2 separate regions of the Mus musculus genome follow, and region 2 is linked to region 1. A link is a loop called in an ENCODE intact Hi-C map of the cell type or tissue named here. Cell type or tissue: left cerebral cortex. All regions are shown on one strand.

Region 1 (8,000 bases):
AGTCTAGAACTTGGATTTTTTTGCCAAGAGGAACAGAAAAACACCAGTGGTAGAAGAAGTTAGCTAGCTTGCTTGCAGCCTCCAGAGTCTCTCTTCTCTCTCCACTGCTCACCAGGATGCCTCCTTCTTGCTTTTTCATCAGACACAGCACCAGAACCAAAAGTTCCATTAGGCAACTGTCCTGCCACAATCTCAAGAGCTTCAAAAGAAGAGTGGAAGAGTCTCTCTCTCTCTCTCTCTCTCTCTCTCTCTCTCTCTCTCTCTCGGCAAATGTGGTGAATCATGGCTGGCATTCTCCACTACCAGCTCCCTCTGACACAGGTTCTTAACCCTGAAGTGGGCTATGATTCAGATTGCTATTGCCCTAGGTGTAAGAGTGAGTCTGCCTGTCTAATAAGGTTGGAAAGTGTAGACCCTGGGGTGGTTTGTGGTCAGCTTTGAGGGTCCAGTGAGGGGAACAAGTCAGAGTAACATAATTGAAACAAGAAGCTCAAGGCCGTAGAATCCAGGAGGAGCTCAACTTGTTTATTTTCTTACCCATTTAACACATATGTACTACATTCTTATGTGTCTGATATTATTCTAGAGGGCTATGATATATAAGTGAACTAAAAAGATAAAACATAATAACATTTCTGTTCTCATGCTGCATACATTCAAAATTAATGCTTCTGTCTGAGCCTCTCACCATATGGCCAAGGGGAAACTTTCTCAGGCTTTCTCAAGAGGTTGGCAAATGCATGAGCTTATGACTGGGGTGCCCAGTCATACATGAACTTAAATGATGAAATGCCAACATTTTTATTCTCCTAGTGTTTACATTCTAAAGGAGAAAGACATGCAAGTAAATACTGTGCATGGCATGCATAAGAAGAGACTAAGTAGCCTAGATGGAAATAGATAAAGATGGGGAGTTGGTAGTAGTTGGACCTTGTGGAGAGCAGGTTGAAATTTTCCGAGGATCTCAGGGGAACCTCTTGGAAGCAAACACTTGGAAGAGAGTCAGCCTTGGGGTTCCATGCCTGGAGGCAACTTCAGGCATGAGGATCATAAGAACAAAGACCCAGATATGAGCATGCCTGGCACAGCAAAGGACTGTCATCAGGAGCATTTCTTTGTCTGGAACACTTACTCACCCTTCCCTGATTCTGCAGAGTTGGTATGAGAGAAGAGTGAGATAGAGGGTGATAAGTTCAGATAATTCTAGAATATAGAGCATAAAAAGTATCACTAGGAATGGTGGGTGTGATGGTTAGCTTTAATTACCAACTTAACAAAATCTAGGCTGACCTAGGGAAAGATTTTTCAATCAGGGTCTGTTTACAGCATGTTGACCTATGGGCATGTTCATGGAGAGATAATCTTGACTTCCTTAAGTGACATGGGTAGACTTAACCCACTGTGGGTAGAACCATTCTCTACTCAAAAGATCCTAAACTATGTAAGCATGCAGAAATTGGGATCTTGGCAAGAAATCAAGCAAGCATGTATTTAGTTTTATATCTCTGGTCTAGACTTGCTAGATATGACTAGCAACTTGACGTTCCTGCCACTGTGACATTCCCATGTGATGGACTAGAAGCTAGGATTGTAAATCAAACAACTCCCTTTTCCCCTAAGTGGCTTTTAGTCTAGGTGATTTATTACAGCAACAGGAATAAAACTAGAAGAGTGGCACATCTTAGCATAGCAAATTCAAGTTCAAGGTGGGATACCCAATACTCTTAAAAAACAAGCAAACAAACAAAAAACAACCTTCAGACATGAGTAGAAGGACTTCACAGGCTTTCTGGGTCCTTGTCAGTGCTGGTAAAATGACATGTTTTAACTTAAACCTTAAGAGATTGGGTTATTTGCCTTGAAAAGTTTGGGAAAATAATGGTGGTCACAGAAAGAATAAAGAAAGTCTATTGAAAATATCAGTCTTGATCCAGAGTGGTAGCAGTGATAAGGGAAATTATCATATTTTATAAGTATCTTAAAGAATCAATAATTTTTCTGATATGTTGGATGTAGAGTCATGGGTTGAAAAAGAAGTTAAGGATGTCTATAAAGTTTTTAGCTTGAATAACTTGGTTGCTATTAAGAAAGATAGAGATTACTACAAATGAGGAATGCTAGAGAGGAATATGAGAAATGTGGTCTTGGGCATGTTAAGTTGAAAGTGTATGGAATGTACCTATATGGCAATATCTGTGAGTAGCTATATTAGACAGGCTGATTAGAGAGCATCAGACGAGATGTGAAGTCATGAGACTGCCTACCATCATTAAATGATAATATAACACTAAAAGGATAAAGGAAAGAGAAGGCACCAGGTAGTGATCAAGAAGCAGCAACCACAGAGGTAACAGGAAGTTCAGGAGGTTGAGGGACCTTAGAAACAATAATCCAAAGACAGCCTGGTTTTTCTAAGCAATGATGCTCATAGATGACGTCTTTGCTTCTTGAATTTCTGAGCCTCTTTACACGGTAGCTCCACCAGTGCTAGGGGAATCTTTCAATGTGTTGCCACCGAAGGACTGACTCAAGTTTTGTAAAACTATTGCCTGCTACACATTTTATGAATGAAGTAGCACTGTGCACTGCCACAGCTGTTTATTTTTATGTTATCAACGGCAGCTTTATGTCAAGACAGCAGAGTTGGATGATGCAACAGAGCCCATATGGGCCATGGATCCTCAACTACACATTAGATGAGGACTTCTGGGAAAAGGCTGCAGATCTCAGAACTAACTCCTTGGTATTTCACATTATTAATTCACATACTTCTGGAATATTTCGGTCTTTATTCTCTTTATAGGAAAAAATAGTAATCTGAAGACTAGTACATGTTACTCTTGGGTTATTCAAGCTCTCAAGTGAAGCTGCTCATCATTGTCATGCTTAGGTTACAGATGACAAAGCCAAGACTGGGAGTGTGCTAATTATTTGTCAACTTGACACAAAGTAGAGTCACCTGGAAGAGGGAACCCAATAGAGGGACTGCCTCCATTAGCTTGACCTATGGTTGCATCTCTGAGGTTTTTGTTGTTGATCTTAATGATTGGTGTACATGGATGGAGCCCACTGTGGGCAGTGCCAGCCATCATCAGGAGGTTCTGTGATGCCTAAGAAAACCAGCTGAGCAAACAATAGAGAGCAAATCAGTAAGAGCATTTCTCCAGTATCTCTGCCTCACTTCATACCTTGAACTTCTGCCTTGGCTTCCATCAATGGTGGACTGTGACCTGTAAACTGAGAGGAACCTTTTCCTCCTCAAAGTCTTTTTTTTTTTAATTTATTTATTTATTATATGTAAGTACACTGTAGCTGTCTTCAGACACTTCAGAAGAGGGAGTCAGATCTCGTTACGGATGGTTGTGAGCCACCATGTGGTTGCTGGGATTTGAACTCCGGACCTTCGGAGGAGCAGTCGGGTGCTCTTAACCACTGAGCCATCTCACCAGCCCTCAAAGTCTTTTTTGCTCAGTGTTTTAATCACATTTGAGAGAAAGAAAATCAGAAGATGGAACTCAAAGTGTCTAGGGACACTAGTCAGACAGGGTAGGTCTGCCTTGAAATCCAGGGATTAATCTCATGGCTACGCTTGCTATATATGTCATGTTGCTTTTTGTTTGGAGCTCTGGCTGTTAGATAGTAGAGGATGCTGATCTTTTATGAACTCCAGAACTTACTTGATACTACATTTAGCAAATAGAAGCGTAAGGGTTAATTCACAGCATTACAGTTTGTGTGTGAAATACCTCCCACAGGCTCATGTGTTTGAACACTTGGCCCTCAGATGATGGTGCTGGTGTGAGAGGTTCTGAGCTCTTTGGAACATGAGGCCAAGCTAGTGGGGAAAAAAATGACTGGGAGAAGGTTTTTCAGGATTATAACCTAACCCCACATCTAGCCTGTGCTCTGTTTTTCTTGTTTGATACCCCACTATAAATAAGCCACTCTAAGCTCCAATTGCAATGAACTGAACTACACTAGTCTTCTTTTCCGTGATGGACTATATCCCTTGAACCATGAGTTTAAAAAATCTCCTTTAAGCTATTCCTGTCAGGGATATGGTCATATTAGTTACTAGTAACTAATACACTCAGATATTGTGGTGCCAAGGCCTGTGCCCTTAACTAATGTGCTACACAAAGAATCCAGGAACCCACTGGATACCAGTGTTGACATAGGCAATGAGACCTCTGGATTTCATGTTCCGTCCCCGTGAAGGGCAATTCCAAAATGGATGGGCAACTGGTCTTCACTCCTGTCTTCCTTTCCTGTCCAATATGTCATAATCAAGTTCCCAGCATAACACCTTACCAAATCAGAGTGGGGAGAGAGCACACTAGAGACAACTGGAGCACCTTTAGAACACAGAGACAAGTAAGTCGCCAGCTGGGTTCTTCAAAGGCAGAGGGATGCTCACCCTCAGAGTTGCCAGAGAGGACTGATCACTCACACTAGGCATTTAGCTGTCACATCTTTTAAACTCCTTTCGTGTTTTAAGTGCTAGGTTTAGAAAGTCCAGGTTTCAGATCAGGCAAGGCATGTTGAAATATGTTCGATGTTGTAATTCATGTTGGGCTTTCTTAAAAATTTCAATTCCATCTAAGAAAGCCATTCTTCTCCCCATCTCCTATGGCCATAGAGTTAGGCAAAGAGTAAAGAATGGGGAATCACATTAAGAAAAGAAAAAAATGCAGACAGGAAGATGGATTCATCACCAGCTGTTCATTCCATGTCAGTTGTATCCAACCCCAGAGCAAAACATTGCACCATCCTCAAATCACGGTAGATTCCAGCGGACACCACAATGAATCCCTGTATTGCTGAAGCTGGCAGATCCAGAGACCCACACTGAGAGAAGATGTCATCAAGCTCCTATGGAGGGCGGGGCTGCTGTAGGCTTCCAGGGCATAATGCACAAGTCCTGTGGGTGGCATAATGTGGAATTCATATCCCTCACTCTGTGGAGTTGGGACCGGCAGAACAATCTAGACTCTGTCAGCAGGGTCCTCCAGAGAGTTCAGGCCCAGAAATGAAGATGAATAAAAGAGAGAGCTGTCCCTCATGGCTACTGCCTCTGTCACTCAGTACCAAGGCATCTATATTCATGAGCTAAATGGACAGCTTCCAATATGAACCCCTAGAAACAATAGGGCAGAGGTGCAGCATTGCCTAGTCACACTTGGGGGTTCCGTGATATATTGTAGAATGTAACACTCTGGGCAATGAGTTAGAGGACTATGGGAAACACCTTTAATTATATGGAATTGCTCAGGGGAATATTCATTTGCTTGCTATAAATGGGTCACTTGTCTGCACTGAGGACCCATGAACAATTTACTTAGCATGTGACTAAGCTCCAGAACCAAACCTAACCTTACAAAGTCCTTTAGTCTTCGCCAGCAACCATCCCTGTGTGCTCACTGTTCACAGACTGGCTTTCATATAACCTTCTAGAGGTTCCACAAATTTGGAGGTAGACAAGAAGGCTTGAAGCACATGATGTATCATCTCATTTCTCTGCACTGAATGCTTTTCAAGCCTTCATCTACCTGGCTCTTTTGTGATACTCACTGAGGTTTTTTACTACACCAAGTCTTTGCTATCACACAAACCTCTTCAGACCAGAAATGTGACTTTTGATCAGTGGTTATCCTTTGCATGGGGAAATCTGACCGAGAACTTGGGATTCTGCCCTTGAGATTTTCTTCAAAGTAGGAAATGTTGGCTTTGAGCCTATCCACATCATCATTTTGAAGCCAGTGAATTTGTACTAGACGTGTGGATATTTTCATATTTCAAATGTTCCATTCCCACTACAACATACACAGTCCCAGTCCCCAGGCAGTATAAGTGCAGGGAGACACACTGAGCCAAATAAATCAAATCACCTTTCTGCAGCTGGCTCCTGTAGGTTTCTATGGAGCCACGGGCTAGTATTTAGTTGCAAGACAAATGTCGAGCAGAGCTCAACAGCCTTACCTGCCTTTCTGACATGATGTAGAGTTGCTCGTGGTCCTTGGAAAAGGCCATGTCCCGGAGGACTGGTCCTGAGTCCACCACCTGCACAGTCTCATATTGGAGGGCATTTCCCTTGGGCCCATCAACCCGGATCTGCAGAGAAGAGAGAGGGGAAAGGTGAGGTCAATATATCAGTTCCTTTTCTGTTGCTGTGATAAAAATAGCCAAACCTTCTTATATAAGAAACAGCTTATCTGAGCTTATGGTCCCCAGAGGGATAAGAATCTATGACAAGCATGGCAGCAAGTGGTAGACATGGTGGCAGGAGTGGGAGGCTGAGGACTCACACCTCGGACCACAAACATGAAGCAGAGAAAACAAACTTAGCAGTAGTTGAAGTATTTCATACTCAAAGGCCAGGTTCTATGACATGCTTCCTCCAACAGAGTCACACTCCCTAAGATTCCCCAAATAACACAACCAAATGAGGATCAGACATTCAAATGCCTGAGACCATGAGGGACATCTTATCCAACCTACTACAATGAGTTTAGATTTTGTATTGCTCACAACCCAGCTTCAGCCTAGAGACACTCCCTACAGCCAAGAGGAGTAGAGAGCTCTGTTTCTGCAGAGCTTAGAGTCCAAAACCAAAGACTTAAGTGTCAGAAGCCTGCTGCGATCTACTAATGGAAGTTCACAGAGAAGGGAGGGGAGTGACCAATATGAGCTTTGTAAAGAGTCTGGTTTTCTATGCCCTAGGATCAGTTCGCTGAGGCTGTGCTGGCCTTTAGAGGTGAGTATGGGGCTGGTATCACGATGAAGGGTCTAGGTTGGGTAACTGAGGCAGCTTCAGATCAGAGGATCAACCTGCATGAGAAGGGCTAACATTTATTAGCAGAAATGTTTTTGATATATGGATATGAGCTTAGTCACTGATAATTCTACCAAGATATCACTGCTCTGTTTTGGGAGAGGAGTCAATCCCAGAAGCTGCACATCTCTGATCTCCTTTGGTTCATAAAAGCCAGCAGCTTACACTTCAGGGTTTAGAATAGATGATCAGTCCTGAGACAGCTTGGGAAGTTCTATTCATGGCTCAACTGAAGGAAATCACAGAAAATTGTGCCTCAGATATGAGCCATCCTCAACCTTTCAAGGATATTTTATTATCTAATGATAATCCCTGGGCCACCCCCAACTCCTTCCTAGAAATATTTAGACAATCTGGAAATCACCAGAAGAGATGTCCCACCCACACCATCACTGAAAATAAACCTAGAAAAGATTTGGACTTCCCAACTGTACACAATGCTCATCTGGCCTCTGGCCTCTGGCCCAAGTCTCTAGAGCCATCTGAAGTTTAAGTGCACAAATCCAGCAGGCGCACTGCCCTATGTGAATGGTACCATCTATGCAAGTTGGGACAAGCACTCCTGAGGATGTAGCTAGGTGAGAGCTCTGGGATCAGAGGACTTGATGGTATACTGCTAATAGAAGGTTTCACAAGGTATCTGTGGGGAAATGTTAGTGATTTCAACAACAAAACTAGAGAACACATTACATTCTGAGTTTGTCCATTATGTAACCTTTTTAATTTTTACCTTATAAATTTCAACCTCTTAAGAGATCAAGGAGAATAAAAGAGTTATTCAGAGGAACTAAATGATAGAAAGTGACAACAAAACTGGTGACAAATAATGCATCAGATCGGCAGACTCTCTTGTTTCTGATGAGTTCCCTGAACTTGGATGCTAGCTGATTTTGTGGTCGTTTGATTGTTTGACCACTATCTATCTATCTATCTATCTATCTATCTATCTATCTATCTATCTATCTATCTATCTATCTATTTTTGGTTTTCGAGACAGGCATTTATTTTTTCAAATGAACAAAGAAATGAAATGAAGGATTCTCTTTGCTGATTTCCCATTATGCTCATGAAAACAAATAACAGGAAAGCCAGCAGAGGCTCTGCAGAGTGATGCTCCCCCTGCAGTGGAAACACCTCAATGTCCTAGAGCCCCATTTTTGCATTCACT
Region 2 (8,000 bases), 120 kb before region 1:
CTGGTATCAGTCATAGAGAGGATGGGAGAAAGAAGACAAGAGGTGATTGGTCAGAGGCCATGGGCTGGATAGAATGGGGGAGAACCTGCCAGCATGTTACAGACTTCAGAGTCTGGTAACCTAACACACAGCAGAATCTTATAGCTTGCCAGGCTCCGGGGCTGAGAACAGAGCTCTGTCTGGGAATCTGGATCTTGGCATCTGGGCATGCATATGGCCTATGTGGGGGTCTTCTTTGTACCATCCTATACCACTTCACAGTGATGGCAAAGGTCCTCACCTATGTTGTCCAGTTGTTACTTGCCACACGTGGCCCCTGAACACTTGAAATGTGGCTAGTGGGTCTGAGGAGCTGAAGTTTACACACTTTATTTAGTGAATTTAGATTTGAGTCATTATATGTGGTAGAAGTTTTCCTATTGGATGGAACAGCCTTAGAAAAATTTGAGAATGCATTGATGGGCACATCCCTATTGATAAGAAAGAAAGGAGAAATAGAACAGGAAACAAGGGGGTACCAGTTAGGTGGGACATAGGAAGAAAAGAGGAATCTGTAGCGGGACATAGGAAGTCAATCACAATAGAGAGACCAGGTATTCCATATAAATCCTGCTGCCTTATTTAGACCCACAGCATTGGCAGCCACACAGAGGAGGGCCATAGCATTGTCCTACCTCAAAGGCCGCTGCAACAGCAGGCAATACTTATTTGAGTCTAACATGTCACAATGCAAGCCTTCTTATTGTTTTCTTTGGAAAAGTGGATGCTGTGGTGGCATTGTTGATTTAGGATGCACACTGGCCGTATTTCAAGTGCCCAGTAGCTAAATGGGGCCAGTAGCAAGTGGACAGCCTAGGTTGAAACTTGGGTTGAGAGCATGGCCAGCTCCAGAGACAAATTAGCCCATCCTGATAGGTTTGGTGGATTTAAATACACAGTTGTTAGTTGTTAACTGAAATCTCCAGGTGTCCAGATAGCTGCTGGTTGGCAGTGAAGCCAGGGAAGGGAAAGAAGGAAGAATGTTGGAGGTTGGGGGGGGGGGCAGCCAGTGGCAAGAAGAAAAGAAGGAAGTGGCAGGGGGTGGGGTGGGACAACAGTGCAGAAGCATCCGGGAGCACAAGCAGAAAATAAGGAGAGAAGACAGAGCCCCAGAGTGAGACCATGAGACCACGCCAGGAAGTTGTCAGTGGGAGTGCTAGCAAGCAGCGGCAACCCTAGAATTATGCCAGTGGGTGGCTACACAGCGAAAGTAAAACAAAAATCAAAATTATCTACCTTGCCGCTGGCAGAGCTGTGGGATTCTCCTCTGCACTGGAGCCTTTTGCAGCTGTGTGCACAAGTGCCCTCCCTCCCCACCAGAGAAATCCCAGAGCAAACTGTTCAGAAAACTAAGTCTATCTGGCTGCCAGTCACCGGTGAGCAATCCTGAGAGGCCTGGAGTCTGACATGGAAACCACGGGGCAGAGGTCAGGTGGGATGGGGTGGTCTGAGCAGAAAGCTGGGGACAGGTGTTTTTCATGGTGTTTTCTAACTGCAGATGTGCCACAGGGCTGGACATTGGATTAATAACTAAGAAGCGATATGCTCATCGTTCAAGGGGAGCAAGCCGAGAATGGAGTACCTGCGGTTTTCTAACCAAGTCAAAGTCCCAGGGCAGACAGGGCTGACACTTGTCTAACCTTGTGAGTTTTCAAAACATGTGGTAGAAACATGTGTTATGGTTCAAAGGAGATATTTTCTACAGGTTCACAGGTTTGAACGCTGGGTCCCCAGATGGTGGTGACACTGCTTTGAACAGTCATGGAACCTTTAAGTGATGGGGCCTGGCAGGAGGAAGCAAACCACTGGACACAAAGCTGCCAATCCCTTGCTCACCATGATGGCCTGTATTTCCTCAAACCATGAGCCGCAAGAAACCACTCCTACTCTGACTTGCTTGTGTCAGGAGACTGGCCACAGGCATAAGGACACCTAACAGCATCTGACTGTCCAGCAGTAAGTCCTGTGCCTATGGCAGGGGTCAGGACCTGTTTGCTGGGCTGCACTGAGTCAGTTGTCCTAAGACTTTCACTTCCTGTTTCTCAAATGGGAACTTTTTAATTACTTACTTAGTTCCCTGTTAAAATGTAGGTCCCCATCAGGTCTGGCAGAGGCCTACATAGCTTTCTGTCTATATGCTTGTATTCTGCTCTTGTTACGGGCTCACGGGCAGCTTGTGGTCTTGTTCTACTTCTAGTCCAGGCCTAGGTGAGGCCAGGCCGTGGCCTAACTGATCACTGACCCAGAATGACAGGGGAAATGGTACAATTCAGAAGGTCAGGAATATAATGGAAAGCAGGTACAGGATGAACTGGGCTGTGGACACCCAGGTAACATGTGGGAGTGGCCTCTCACAGGTCAGTGCATCACCCTTAGGAAACATAGCTGATCCCTCTGCAGCCTGCCTGGTGAACCTGAGGGCTTCCACGAGCCGTACATTAGGATTGGGCTGGGGTAGGGGATACTCTGACCCCAGCTGGCCACCGTAGGCCTTTCTCACCTCCTGAGCAGCAGCTTGGGGTGGTTCTTGCTCTCCAGGTTCTTATCAATGAGGTCAGCCAGTAGCTGCTTCAGCACGTCAGTGGCATACTCTAGCTTGCTCTGAAGTACCGTCATGATGAGGGAGGCCACGTTACCTCGGTCGCGCATGGAAAAACTGCGCTGAGACTCCAGAGTGCGGATGAAAGAGAGCAGGAACACCTTGTTGTTGATGAGCTGGGCGAAGAGCTTGAGTCCTTTCTCCACACGCTCCTGCCGGTAGCCTGGGACCTGCGGGGAGATTTGGGATCTTAACATGAGCTTCTGGCTGCCTCGCTAACTGCCCGAAGAACAGGCCCCTCTATTGTGCACACAGTTGATCCGGCTAACACAACCAAGTCCTTCTCAGTTGTCATGCATGATGGGGCCTAGTATCTGTTTACCCTCTGTACTGGCTGGTTTTATGTGTCAACTTGACACAGCTGGAGTTATCACAGAGAAAGGAGCTTCAGTTGAGGAAATGCCTCCATGAGATCCAGCTGTGGGACATTTTCTCAATTAGTGATCAAGGGGGAAATGCCCCTTGTGGGTGGGACCATTTCTGGGCTGGTAATCTTGGTTCTATAAGAAAGCAGGCTGAGCAAGCCAGGGGAAGCAAGCCAGTAAAGAACATCCCTCCATGGCCTCTGCATCAGCTCCTGCTTCCTGACCTGCTTGAGTTCCAGTCCTGACCTCCTTGGTGATGAACAGCAATGTGGAAGTGTAAGCCGAATAAACCCTTTCCTCCCCAACTTGCTTCTTGGTCATGATGATTGTGCAGGAATAGAAACCCTGACTAAGACAACCTCCATCATGGCTTGCAAAGTAGTTAAGTACCTGCAGTTTTGAGACACAGTCGCTAAGACCAGGAGAATTAGCCGAAGTTCACAAGAAGTAGGAATAGAATTTGAACCCCCCAATGTTAGACTCTAGAGGCTGAGCTCTTTCCTGATGGTGATGCAGAACTAACGCAGGCCTGCGTCCCAGTGCACCTTTTAATTCTCTGGAGCTTTGAGAGGCCACAACTGCTGTGGTTTGTGTCCTGCCTGAGGAATTACCAGGCCAGGGCTCCCGGCTAAACTAACATCCACCTTCCTCCTCTGACTCCAAAGGTTCTATGGTCAAACCATCAAGAGGACTGGATCTCCCCCGGACTCTGTCACCTCCACACATTGTAAGCTTACACAAGTTCATTTATCTCTTAGGGAACCCAACGGGACCTACTTTAGGAAAGGGAGAGGTGGTCTCTAAGGAGCACCATGCTGTTCTTAGTCCAGGGGAGGAGGGACTTAACCTTCCTCTCTTCAGGTTAGGTTTTTTGGGAAAAGAGTACAATCAGATTGAAAGCCATATGGCAGCCACTTAGCTGAGCATGGAGGACGGAGATGTCCAGAAAGGGCTCTCTATTCAGAGGAACCACAGGCTGGTGTCTCCCAGATGCTTAGCAGCAAGGGAACGGATGGATGCTCCATTGTCCTGATAATGACCTACTACTAGCCATAGCAAAGTGATAAATGCTGAATGTAGAAGACAGACACTAGAGCAGGCTCACTCTTCATACAGCACTATTTAAACACTGACTGGGACAGGGATGATAACTCAATGGTAGTCAGAAAGTGGTTTTCTTGGGCATTTGGGAGGGGGCCACAGGACACCTAGAGAGCTGGTACTGCTCTGCCTTTTGATCTGAACAGTGGCTTGATGGGTGGGACAAATCAGCTGTCTTGGGAACCTGTCAGTCATTGTGCTGAGCAGTGATGCATGAGCTCTGCTCTGTGTGTTTGCTAAAAAAAAAACAAAACAAAACAAAAAAACAACAACAAAAAAAAAAAAACAAAAACTCTTGGGCTTGGACCTCATAGGGAGCCTTTGTGCCTTTGTGGAATGCTGAGAAGTGCTTGTCCTCTTGAGCTCAGTCCTGGGGGATATGCTGAGGGAGGTGAGACTAACAGAGGTGCCAAGGAGGCAACCTAAAAGCTATGTCCCAGCCTCCCAGGTCTTTGGGAAGGACTGCCATGTATGTCACAGTGAAGAACATGGTTTTAGTTGGTCAAGCCTGGGTTGGATTCAATCCTGGCCATTTACTAGTTGTCAATTTTTTTCACCAGAAAAGTCCAGTTGTTGGAAGAGGTAATATGTATATGGACTTTCCTCTTTGCCAAGTCCTGTTTGGACTGTTTTGGCTATATTCATTCATTTTGTCCACACAAAACTCTAGGGTGCAGGATCTGTTAGGACTTCTGGGACCACATGAGGACAAGAGTCTCTTCAGGCTCCTCCAAACTAGACCATGGACCCAGACATACCCTAGCCAGGGGACATTACATGGGCTCAGACAAATCATGAGAGGCCTGTTGAACTGAGTATGATGTATGGCTGAGTCACAAAGAGCAGCTATTTTATTCTGCTGTCCCCCATGTTTCAACTGGCAAGGACTGAGAAAGGCAGATAGAGATAGCCTATTGGCCCCAAGTCACAGACGATAGTAGAAATAGACATTCTTCCCATGACTCAGAAACCCCTGTGTTCTGGATTCAGGCAGAGGCATGGGCAGCAGGCTGCTGTCAGCTAGAAGCCAGTCCCATGTGCTTGGTTCCTCTACAGAGGGCACACTGGGTCTCCATCTCCTCTGAATGGCAGAGGTCTTGTGCAAGCTTTCCTGGTGGCAGGAGATTCTGGAATCTGAGAGGAAGCCTGTCTGCACCCAAAGCAAGTCCTTTGTCATTCCTCTGGCTGCACTATTAGTCCTAGGGAGGACAATTCTCAGACAGAGACAGGAGAACAGGAGAATGACAGAACCAAGAGGATACATTATGTACCAGCCAGCCAACCTGGCCTTCACTTGACCCTCATCATAACCCCACTCCCTTAGTTCCTCATTGTCTCAAGAGGGCACAGCCTTGGCTTACCTTACACCTGGCTCCTTTAGTTCCCCAATCCCTTGAGAGCTGATGTAGTACTGGCAAGGAGTACATGGTAGCCTCCCTCTGCCACAGCTCAGGCGTTAATCTACTGCCTGCCTGTTTCTTCCTGACTTCCTTTCCACACCCGTGACCACCCGCTCACACACAAGGTGATGCTTTATTTCTGCTCCTTCCACCTCTTCTCAGAACGATTCCTCTGCTACTTGAACTAAAGGTAACCGAAAATGCTATTTCCTGGGCTCTGTGTATGGTGCACGTTAGTGCATGCTTTCTATGGAGTCTTCTAATGATCTCACACCTTCAGGTCCTCAGAGAAATGACCACACGTGTCCTCAGGCCACCTTACTGCTAAAGGGCAGTGCTCCATTTTCAAGCCCCACCCCACCACCTTCCACCATGTCTACCCCATTCCTGGACTCAGGAGCTGTCTGAAGCCAACTCGGCCTTCTGTCTGCACAGTCACTGAGATTCCCAGACTGTCTGTCAAAGGGAAGGGTGGACATTGACAGTTCAGCAATTAGAGAGGTCACTGTGCCAGCTATGTGTCACCCTATGCCATGAAGACCCATTATGAACTTACTGTGTCAGCTGCTCTTGCACCTTAAAAAAGTCATATGCCTATGGCCAGCAAGTACCTGGCCAGGGCCCAGGGTGAGACATTTTTGGCTAGCCTCCTGCAGGAAAGGTACTGTGGTCAGCAACCTGGGCTCTGGAATCAGAAAACATGGTAACTGGGTGTGGAAGAGAACTCCAACCCCTCCAGAGTCTATTGTTTTATTTATAAAATGAGAGTATGAGGGTCTGTCTCATAATGCTTTATGAACATTAAATAAGATAATGTAGTGAAGTAATTGGCATATGCTATGTGCACAGAATCAGCAGTGGTTTTATTGCCTGCCTCTTTAGATCTCTGGACTGCAGGGTTGTTGTTGTGTTTTTTTCTGTCTGTCTCTGTTCACTAGGATATCTAACACACATCACTGTCTGTATTGGTGCTGGAAGTGGACACTTTCTCTCTTTCCACTCAATAGAGAGTAGAGATGGAGGTGAAGTATCTTGGAGAAGTGTATCCAGAAACACCCTTGCATACTCTGCCACCCTCTCCTGACCCTGGTCAAAGTCATTCTGAAACCAAATATTCTTTATTATCCAGATGGTTCTCCACTTTAGTTGAATTCTGTGCATATAAAACTGGATAGTAAAATTTAATTGTAACCCAATAGGTTAGAATTTAGGAGCCAGTGATGGGTTAAGACCAGGAGTGTGTGACTGACGTTCTCTGTGTTTTTAAAGCACTAGCATGTGGTTAGGGCCAGGAAAGTCTCTTCCTCAAATGCCTCCACTTGCCTCATGTGGACTCCAATGAACCAAAGCAAGGTGACCCTCTTGCTTCATACTTTCCACTGTGTGCATGTGTCCCATGCAGCTGAAAGGTTGGAAAACACACCTTTTAACAACGGGGGCGGTCCTTTACCCTCAGAACACCAAGGAGAAACTTTCCACAGCAAAAATTGGTTGGAAACCAACCAAATAATAGTTTGCATGAGACCACATAAGGTCCACAGACTCAGGCTAATGTAGGGACAGTAAAATTGATTTCTGGGCCCTATTTTGACATGGGCTTAGAAAACCGCATTGAAAAGTTACATCTTCATGGAGAGTTAGAATTCTGAACTAGCGAATAACTAGGTATATAGAATTATTTTCTAGGAAATATACTAACTGGGAAATAGAATAACTAAGAAATAGAATAACTAGAAAAATAACTCTATATACCTATCCTGGTTGAATTCTTAGCTTATTCCCTCTGATGCCTCCAGATAGAGCATCACTCCCCTTGTTAGTAGTACTGTTTCCTTTCTAGTACAGACAGTCAGGCAGACAGACAGACAGACAGACAGTCCTTTACTCAGATGTTTCCTACAGTAATACTCTATGCCAGAGTCTCCACCTGGTAGGAAGTCAGACCATAAAGTGAACTGCATAGCCTATACATGAGTAACACACTCAATGCATATAGACAATGACCTACCTATCTGCTCACCACATGACTTCTCTGAACTAGGGACTTACATGCTCTTTTATGTCTTCAGTAGTCTGGTGTCTGGGTGTAAACTAAACTGATGATGAGGAAAGATGAAAGACAGAGAAGAGTAGAAGGGGGAAGAGGGAAGATGAAGACTCCAAACAAGGCAATTGATAGCGTTCTGAGATAGCTAGTGTCTTTGTGCATGCATATATGACACATGTAGAAGTATACACACGAATGCACACAGGTGTACGCATTGACAGAGACCACAGGTTCATGCCAGAGAGAATGTAGGGACATTGCTTGTAGTCTCTGCAAGTGCTACACGGTGTCTATCAGACAGAGGGACAGGGAGAGCTCCTCTAAGAGATAGGTTCCTGTTCTCTCATTTCAAAATTACACACGCACACACACACAAACACACACACCTGCATCATCCAACAAGCAAGTGTGGAGAAACATGGGTGCTTATAAGCATGATTGTGAATGAG

What was found. Hi-C counts contacts between places; a loop is a spot of excess contacts. Peaks named below come from ENCODE experiments on the same cell type or tissue, not always from the same donor. Only the 100,000 strongest peaks of a DNase experiment are listed, where the experiment ranks them.
Region 2: it touches region 1 in a loop (4-fold over the local background); 2 of 42 quality-filtered maps call a loop at or near these places.

What each region holds. Positions count from the first base shown.
Region 1 is chr6:32,304,482-32,312,481 of GRCm38, forward strand. It overlaps Plxna4 (plexin A4), which reads right to left. Exons shown (of 32, transcript NM_175750.3): 4 at 5,980-6,111. Among named protein-coding and RNA genes, the nearest start is that of Gm13850, 200 kb to the left of the region's middle. In left cerebral cortex, no CTCF peak of the experiment used is centred here; a DNase peak (open chromatin) is centred at 4,892.
Region 2 is chr6:32,182,755-32,190,754 of GRCm38, forward strand. It overlaps Plxna4 (plexin A4), which reads right to left. Exons shown (of 32, transcript NM_175750.3): 22 at 2,540-2,808. Among named protein-coding and RNA genes, the nearest start is that of Gm13850, 75 kb to the left of the region's middle. In left cerebral cortex, a CTCF peak has its summit at 1,228; a DNase peak (open chromatin) is centred at 1,229.